Linked DNA regions of Homo sapiens: region 2 is linked to region 1. Evidence: read pairs that join two places in POLR2A ChIA-PET (ENCODE). Cell type or tissue: OCI-LY7. All regions are shown on one strand. Region 1 overlaps UEVLD (UEV and lactate/malate dehyrogenase domains). Region 2 overlaps SPTY2D1 (SPT2 chromatin protein domain containing 1).

Region 1 (4,000 bases):
TCAATGGCAGTGAACATTTTTTATGTTATTAGGCCATTTGTATTTTCTTTGAACTGCCTATCTGACATCTTAGGAAAAGTTTAAATAAACATTAGATTAGATTATCTATAGGCTTCCCTAACAATTGCTGCATAACTCTTGTTTCTGTCATAGAAACATCTAATTAATACCTTAGCCAGAATGTAAAACTAAATGTGCATATTTTATGCATTTTCTGAGATCACGTATTTTTGTAACCTAGAGCCATGGAACTGCTAAGAGTAAAAGGTCAAAGATCCTGGTCTGTTGGACTATCAGTAGCTGACATGGTTGACAGTATTGTAAACAATAAGAAGAAAGTGCATTCTGTATCAGCTTTAGCAAAGGTAATTGCTATTCTTATTCTCTTATTATATTTTAAACTTAGATATTATTAATACAAAACTAACAAAATCATTATTCATACTCTAACCCCAGGTGTCTTCAGTATCACCAGCTTTTAGAGTAACAGGTAGGAGAAGGCAGTTTAGTTTAAGCCCTATCCTGCTTAGCTATGAGAAGTCTGCCAGCTTGGGCAACATAGTGAGACCCCAACTTTACAAAAACAAAAACAAAACTTTGCCAGGCATGTGACAACCACTCAGTAGGCTGAGGTGGGAAAATCTCTTGAGCCTGGGAGGTTGAGGCTGCAGTGAGCCATGATCATGTCACTGGACTCCAGCATGGACAACACAGCGAATCCCTGTCTCCAAAGATAACATTTTGACTGGGGGCAGTGGCTCACGCCTGTAATCCCAGCACTCGGAGGCCGAGGCAGGTGGATCACTTGAGGTTAGGAGTTTGAGACCAGCCTGGCTAACATGGTGAAACCCCTCTCTACTAAAAATACAAAAATTAGCCAGACATAGTGGCGTATGTCTGTAATCCCAGCTACTCGGGAGGCGGAGGTTGCAGTGAGCACCTCTGCAACTCCAGCCTGGGTGACACAGCGAGACTCAGTCTCGAAAACAAACAAACAAAAAAAGTGTGGACTTCTATCAGGTTGCCTTCTCACCCTCATGTGATTTTTGGTAACCCCCAAATAGTGTTTATATATCCATAAATTTCTTCTTACTGTCATTTATCATCTCAGCCAGCCAAGTCACCCCAGATTTATGTGCCAGAAAGACAAATATCACATATTCTTACTCATGTAACCCCCAAATAGTGTTTATATATCCATAAATTTCTTCTGACTGTCATTTATCATCTCAGCCAGCCAAGTCACCCCAGATTTATGTGCCAGAAAGACAAATATCACATATTCTCACTCACGTGGGAGCTTTTTTTTTTTTTTTTAAAGTTGATCTCATGGAGGTAGAGAGTAGAGTGTTGGTTACCACAGGCTGCGGTTGGGGGATAGAATGAAAAGCAGTTGGTTAATGGGTACAAAAATAGATAGGAATAAATTCTAGTGTTCAACAGCACAGTAGGGTGAGTGTGATTATTAATAATTTATTGTACATTTCAAAACAGCTAGAAGAAGCTGGGTGTGGTGGCCCATGCCTGTAATCCCAGCACTTTGGGAGGCCAAGGTGGGAGGATCACTTGAGCTTAGGAGTTCAAGATCAGCTTGGGCAATATAGAGAGACCTCATCTCAAAAAAAAAAAAAAGAAAAGAAAAGAAAAGAAAAAATAGCCAGAAGAGACCATTTGGAATGTTTTCAACACAAATAAATGATAAATGTTTGAGGTGATGGATAGCCCCATTACCCTGATTTGATCATTACATGTTATATGCATATATTGAAATATCACATGTACCCCACAAATACACACTCTTATGGTACCAGTTGTTTTATTTTTTAAAGAAGCTATTGTCATGACTGTGCCCAGAGACCATCCCATGCCCCTCCCCAGGAAATACATTCTTAACTATCTTTTTTCTTAGCCCCCAACCTCCTACCCATATTGCAGGGGGGGCTAGCTTGCTTCTCTACAAAGTGGGTGTCTGACCAAGTTGCTTCCATCTCTCAAAAATTTTCTGAAATGATAACAAGTTTATAGAATCAATGAATGATTGTGAGGTCTGGACTTCTAAAAATAAAATAAGTAAATGAACAAAAAAATTTTTTTAAGTCCAACTTGTATCACTTTGTCCTAGTTAAGAAAGCAAGAAAGTATGCATTTTTGTATTAACTTCTTTGCAATGATTTAGTTCTATTAAATCCCTATTTTTCTCATTTCAGGGATATTATGATATAAATAGTGAAGTGTTTTTAAGTTTGCCTTGCATCCTTGGAACCAATGGAGTATCTGAAGTTATCAAAACCACACTGAAAGAAGATACAGTTACTGAGAAACTCCAAAGCAGTGCATCCTCAATCCACAGTCTCCAACAACAGTTAAAACTTTGATTCTCAAATGCAATTTGAGAGGCTGGACTTCTACCTAAAGGGAAAAGTCATTTAATTTTACCTATATATAGGTTTGAGGATTTCTGTATCCTGCTACTTACTTTTACAAACTGCTTGGTTAAAGTAGAGGGTTTCTTGATTAGCTTTGTGATGTAAATCCTTAAGGAGTTATACAAGGAGGGGAAAAATTAATTTTATTTGGGGTTCTTGAGATATCTATGCTGTTCTTTAAATCTACAGCAGGGGTAAACATTCATCTGCAGTGTGCATCAATTTAAATCATATATCCTAAACTAAAAGCACAATTCATACTTCGGGAATATTTTATAAGTAATATATCTTTAAAAGAAAATTACCCTTTGACTTTTATAATCAACATAAGTTCCAGGCCCAGTATGGATTTACAAAATCTGTGTCAGTTGTACATTCACAGGATCCACAGCTTAAGTTACTAATGTTTCTTGTGTAAAATCCTGTTGGTAGTAATAGTAAAGCATTGTATTTCCCTTCTTCAAATTAATTACCTACCAAAAAATGGAAAAGAATTTTACATGCACTTTAAAATAGTAAAATGGAAAGTGAATTTTTAAAATATATGCATTAAAAGTTTACTTTAATTTCCAGTGGGACTTCCTTTATGAAATTTTCCATAACCTCTTCCTGGAGTATTACAAGATCTCCAACATCTCATAAACTAATTGTGATATTAGTGGAACCATAAGCAAATATATATTTTTAGTGGAAATAGATTATGAATGAAAGCCAAGCACCTTACTTTAAAGCCAAAATATGAGATTTTCATTAAAAACATTGGTCATAATAGGGAGAGGTTTTTTATTTGTTCTGAGCAAATCCTTTAACCTCTCCTGATGATACAGTTCAGAGTACACACACTTTGGTGATGGATCAAGAGCAATATTTTCTTATGTGAAAGATAGCTTATTATTACTATTGTGACATACAACTAATAGTAACAGTTAACATCAACACTTCATATATACCAGGCAGCATGATAAGCACTTTATTATTTTACTGAATCCTCACAACAGACCACTGAGGTAGGGACTATTGCCATCATCATTTTATAAAAGGAAATTGAGGTTTAGTCCTCAAGAAGTCTTGGCTATTAAGGGGCACTTATCCATACAACCTCTACTTTTTCTAGGCACTAAAAGGGGGAAAAGGCTTAATAGCCAAAATAGTTATCAAAAGACCCTAAAGCTGGGGTCCTGTACACCATGAAAGGATTACTTTCATTCTCATGTAAGGGCATGCTTTTATAAAAAACAAACATGGGCTAGGCGCAGTGACTCACGCCTGTAATCCCAGCACCTTGGGAGGCTGAGGCGGGCAGATCACGAGGTCAGGAGATTGAGATCATCCTGGCTAACATGGTGAAACCCTGTCTCTACTAAAAATACAAAAAGTTAGCCAGGCGTGGTGGCAGGTGCCTGTAGTCCCAGCTACTCGGAAGGCTGAGGCAAGAGAATGGCGTGAACCCGGTAGGTGGAGCTTGCAGTGAGCAGAGATCGCGCCACTGCACTCCAGCCTGGGCGACAGAGCAAGACTCCGTCTCAAAAAAAAAAAAAAAAAGTTTAAAAATTAGCCAGGTGTGGTGATGTGCA
Region 2 (4,000 bases), 84 kb before region 1:
AAAAGGAGGATACTTTAAAAATCTTATTTCCTGGATTTAATGTGGAATGGTCGTAGAGGTGAATCATCCCTGGTCTGAATTTATTTTAGCTCTATGTTCGTCATATTTCTCTCATAATAGGTACTTATAAAGTGGAAATATTTTTCCTTTTATAGTTCAAATTAACATTACTTGAGTTTAGTAATTTCTTGATGCAGTTATATAAAAACTGAGGTCCAGAGACTTCATCTGTGCCAGGATAATGTAAGCTTTTTTTGGGTGTTATAGGAACCTGTCTAAAAAGGAGGTTGTGAGGCAAATTAACATTTAGTGAACATAAGAGCTACAGTTAAAGGTTGCTGGGAATTGGGCCTTTATTGCATAGATTTTTTGAAATGCTTTTTTGCTGTGGTTTGCCCCAGCCTTTGTGTGTGGTCAAAGTAAAACCTCAGTGTTTCCGTGTTCTAAGCAAAATAAAACATGTAGCTATGAGTCTCTACTAGGAAATCATCTGGAGTAGTCAGGAGAGAAAATAGTTGTGAGGAGTAGTTTTTTCTGTTCGTTTGAAAAGTTGGACTTTGAAATGCTTCTTTCTAAGGCAGGCTATTTTTAAACTCAGAATTTTATACATTTACTTACTTACTTACTTACTTATAGATTGATGGATTGAGACGGAGTTTTGCTCTGTTGTCCAGCCTGGAGTGCAGTGGCGCAATCTCGGCTCACTGCAACCTCTGCCTCCTGGGTTCAAGCCATTCTCCTGCCTCAGCCTCCTAAGCAGCTGGGATTACGGATGTGCGCCACCATGCCCGGCTAATTTTTGTATTTTTAGTAGAGACGGAGTTTCACTATGTTGGCCAGGCTGGTTGCTAACTCCTGACCACAGGTAATCCTCCCACCTCAGCCGCCCAAAGTGTTGGGATTATAGGCGTGAGCCACCGCACCTGGCCTAAATCAGATTTTTTTTTTTTTTTTTTTTTTTTTGAGACGGAGTCTTACTTTGTCGCCCGGGCTACAGTGCAGTGGCACAATCTCGGCTCACTGCAACCTCTGCCTCCCGGGTTCAAGCAATTCTTCTGCCTCAGCCTCCTGAGTAGCTGGGATTACAGGCACCCGCCACTACGCCCAGCTAATTTTTTGTGTTTTTAGTAGGAATGGGGTTTCACCATGTTGGCCAGGCTGATCTCGAACTCCAGATCTCATGATTCGCCCGCCTCCGCCTCCCAAAGTGCTGAGATTACAGGCATGAGACCCTGAGCCCAGCCTAAATCAGAATTTTAAAACACAAATAATCGATTCTTCTAAGTGGTGATTTCATTTAGTTACCCAGTCCAGGTTCTTTTTTGGAAAATAGCCTGAAAACAGTGTTTCTGTGAATTGTTCATTTATGCATTATTTTGGGATGTTACATGGAAACTTTGTACCCCAAAATCACCATACGTAATAAATAGTCTGAAATTTTATAGCTAAGCTTTATTATGGGTTATATGATCTCTCAATTATTCAGAATAGGTTTCACAGTTAACATTTATACCTCTTATTACCTGGCACAGTGCCTTATACCTAATAATGTATTTTAAAAGTTGAATTGCTTCTAACTTTTACTGTTTTTGTTTTTAGAAAAGGTATAGTTTGGCAGTGGGGCCTCCAAAAAAAGACCCAAAAGTTAAAGGTGTCCAATCAGCAGCTGTACAAGCTTTTCTTAAAAGGAAAGAAGAGGAGCTGAGACGAAAAGGTATGTATCTATAGCCTTATTCTCAATTTTAAAGTATTCCATCTTCACCATCTAGCTTGTACTAAACCAGTGGCTGTCTATAAAAACATAACAGGCCAACAGATTTGGGAGGGTGTGTGTGTGTGTGTGTGTGTGTGTGTGTCCAGGTTAACTGACTGTATTCATGGCTTTACATATGTTACCTCGATCATTTGTATAAACGTTTTCTTTTTTTCTCCCCTTGAAGTAACAGCTTTTTGGGGGTTAGTAGCCATGTCTTCTAATTGGCCATAGTAAGTCCCCAGTAAGAACTCCATTCTTTCTTTAATCTTGGTTCTGAAAGTGTTTCTACCCATTTTGTATTTTAATTTTTATTAACAGAATGCTATCTAAAAGGCTAAAATAGAGATAAGTTTTAAAGTCTTTATTTCGAATAGTTCTACTTCATGCAAATACAAAGAAACTGATTCAATATGTTTAAGTATTCATTGAATCATAATTAATAACAACTACTAAGTGGATACTAATGTTCTCTTAACTTGGTAATGTATTTGGTTTGAAGTATTTTGTATATTTAAAGCTGAAAACCAAGTCTCCCACTTGCTTAGTCATATAGAAAAACCCATATGTCTCCCACTCATTATGTAAAGATGACTCAATTGATACTTGTTCACATGACTTCCTCATTTGATTCCTAGATGTCTTCAAACTGTAACCTGAACGTTGTGTTTTCACTTGAGCATACTGCAATCTTGAGATCTCGAAGTAATAACATATTCTTGTTTTGTCCCTTTTAGCCTTAGAGGAGAAAAGGAGAAAAGAGGAACTAGTGAAAAAGCGAATTGAGCTCAAACATGACAAGAAAGCAAGAGCTATGGCCAAGAGGACAAAGGATAATTTCCATGGTTACAATGGGATTCCTATTGAGGAAAAGTCAAAGAAGAGGCAGGCAACAGAAAGCCATACCAGCCAAGGAACCGACCGAGAGTATGAAATGGAAGAAGAGAATGAATTCCTCGAGTACAATCACGCAGAGTCAGAGCAGGAGTATGAGGAAGAGCAAGAACCTCCCAAAGTTGAAAGCAAACCAAAGGTCCCCCTTAAAAGTGCCCCACCACCCATGAACTTCACTGATTTACTCAGGCTGGCTGAGAAAAAGCAGTTTGAACCAGTGGAAATCAAGGTAGTGAAGAAATCAGAAGAGCGACCTATGACCGCAGAAGAACTTAGGGAGCGAGAATTCCTTGAACGAAAGCATAGGAGAAAAAAACTTGAGACAGATGGAAAACTACCTCCAACTGTGTCCAAAAAGGCACCCTCTCAGAAAGAAAGTGTGGGCACAAAACTTAGCAAAGGTTCTGGAGACAGGCATCCTTCTTCCAAAGGAATGCCCCTTCCTCATGCTGAGAAGAAATCAAGACCCAGCATGGCCAATGAGAAACACCTCGCTTTGTCTTCATCCAAATCCATGCCAGGAGAGAGGATCAAGGCAGGATCTGGCAATAGCTCCCAACCCTCACTTCGTGAGGGCCACGACAAACCTGTTTTTAATGGAGCTGGAAAGCCTCATTCCAGCACCTCTTCACCAAGTGTCCCAAAGACTTCTGCTAGCAGGACTCAGAAATCTGCTGTTGAGCACAAAGCCAAAAAATCTCTGTCCCATCCTAGCCATTCCAGGCCTGGGCCCATGGTCACCCCACACAATAAGGCTAAGAGTCCAGGTGTCAGGCAGCCAGGCAGCAGCTCTAGCTCAGCCCCTGGGCAGCCCAGCACAGGGGTTGCTCGACCCACAGTTAGTTCTGGCCCTGTGCCTAGGCGCCAGAATGGCAGCTCCAGCTCAGGACCTGAGCGATCAATCAGTGGGTCCAAGAAGCCAACCAATGACTCAAATCCCTCTAGGCGGACAGTCAGTGGTACATGTGGCCCTGGACAACCTGCAAGCAGCTCAGGTGGCCCTGGGCGACCCATCAGTGGTTCAGTTAGTTCTGCAAGACCCTTGGGCAGCTCTCGTGGCCCTGGCCGGCCTGTGAGCAGTCCACATGAACTTCGACGACCAGTGAGTGGCTTGGGCCCCCCGGGGCGGTCTGTCAGTGGCCCTGGGAGATCCATAAGTGGCTCAATTCCAGCTGGACGGACTGTCAGTAATTCAGTCCCAGGAAGACCAGTGAGCAGCTTGGGACCTGGGCAAACAGTTAGTAGCTCAGGTCCCACTATAAAGCCTAAGTGCACTGTTGTCTCCGAAACAATTTCTTCCAAGAATATCATTAGCCGGTCCAGCAATGGACAGATGAATGGAATGAAGCCTCC

The links. ChIA-PET counts read pairs that join two places held together with the same protein. Peaks named below come from ENCODE experiments on the same cell type or tissue, not always from the same donor. Only the 100,000 strongest peaks of a DNase experiment are listed, where the experiment ranks them.
Region 2: POLR2A ChIA-PET joins it to region 1 with 5 read pairs; 8 of 35 experiments call an interaction of 5 or more read pairs at or near these places.

What each region holds. Positions count from the first base shown.
Region 1 is chr11:18,530,695-18,534,694 of GRCh38, reverse strand. UEVLD (UEV and lactate/malate dehyrogenase domains) reads left to right here. Exons shown (of 12, transcript NM_001040697.4): 11 at 242-365; 12 at 2,208-4,000. The coding sequence ends at 2,375. Among named protein-coding and RNA genes, the nearest start is that of TSG101, 5.8 kb to the right of the region's middle. In OCI-LY7, no CTCF peak of the experiment used is centred here; no DNase peak of the experiment used is centred here; H3K4me3 peaks cover 966 bases; H3K27ac peaks cover 1,687 bases.
Region 2 is chr11:18,614,589-18,618,588 of GRCh38, reverse strand. It overlaps SPTY2D1 (SPT2 chromatin protein domain containing 1), which reads left to right. Exons shown (of 6, transcript NM_194285.3): 2 at 1,600-1,714; 3 at 2,491-4,000. Among named protein-coding and RNA genes, the nearest start is that of MISFA, 17 kb to the right of the region's middle. RefSeq lists an enhancer at 1,777-2,976. In OCI-LY7, no CTCF peak of the experiment used is centred here; no DNase peak of the experiment used is centred here.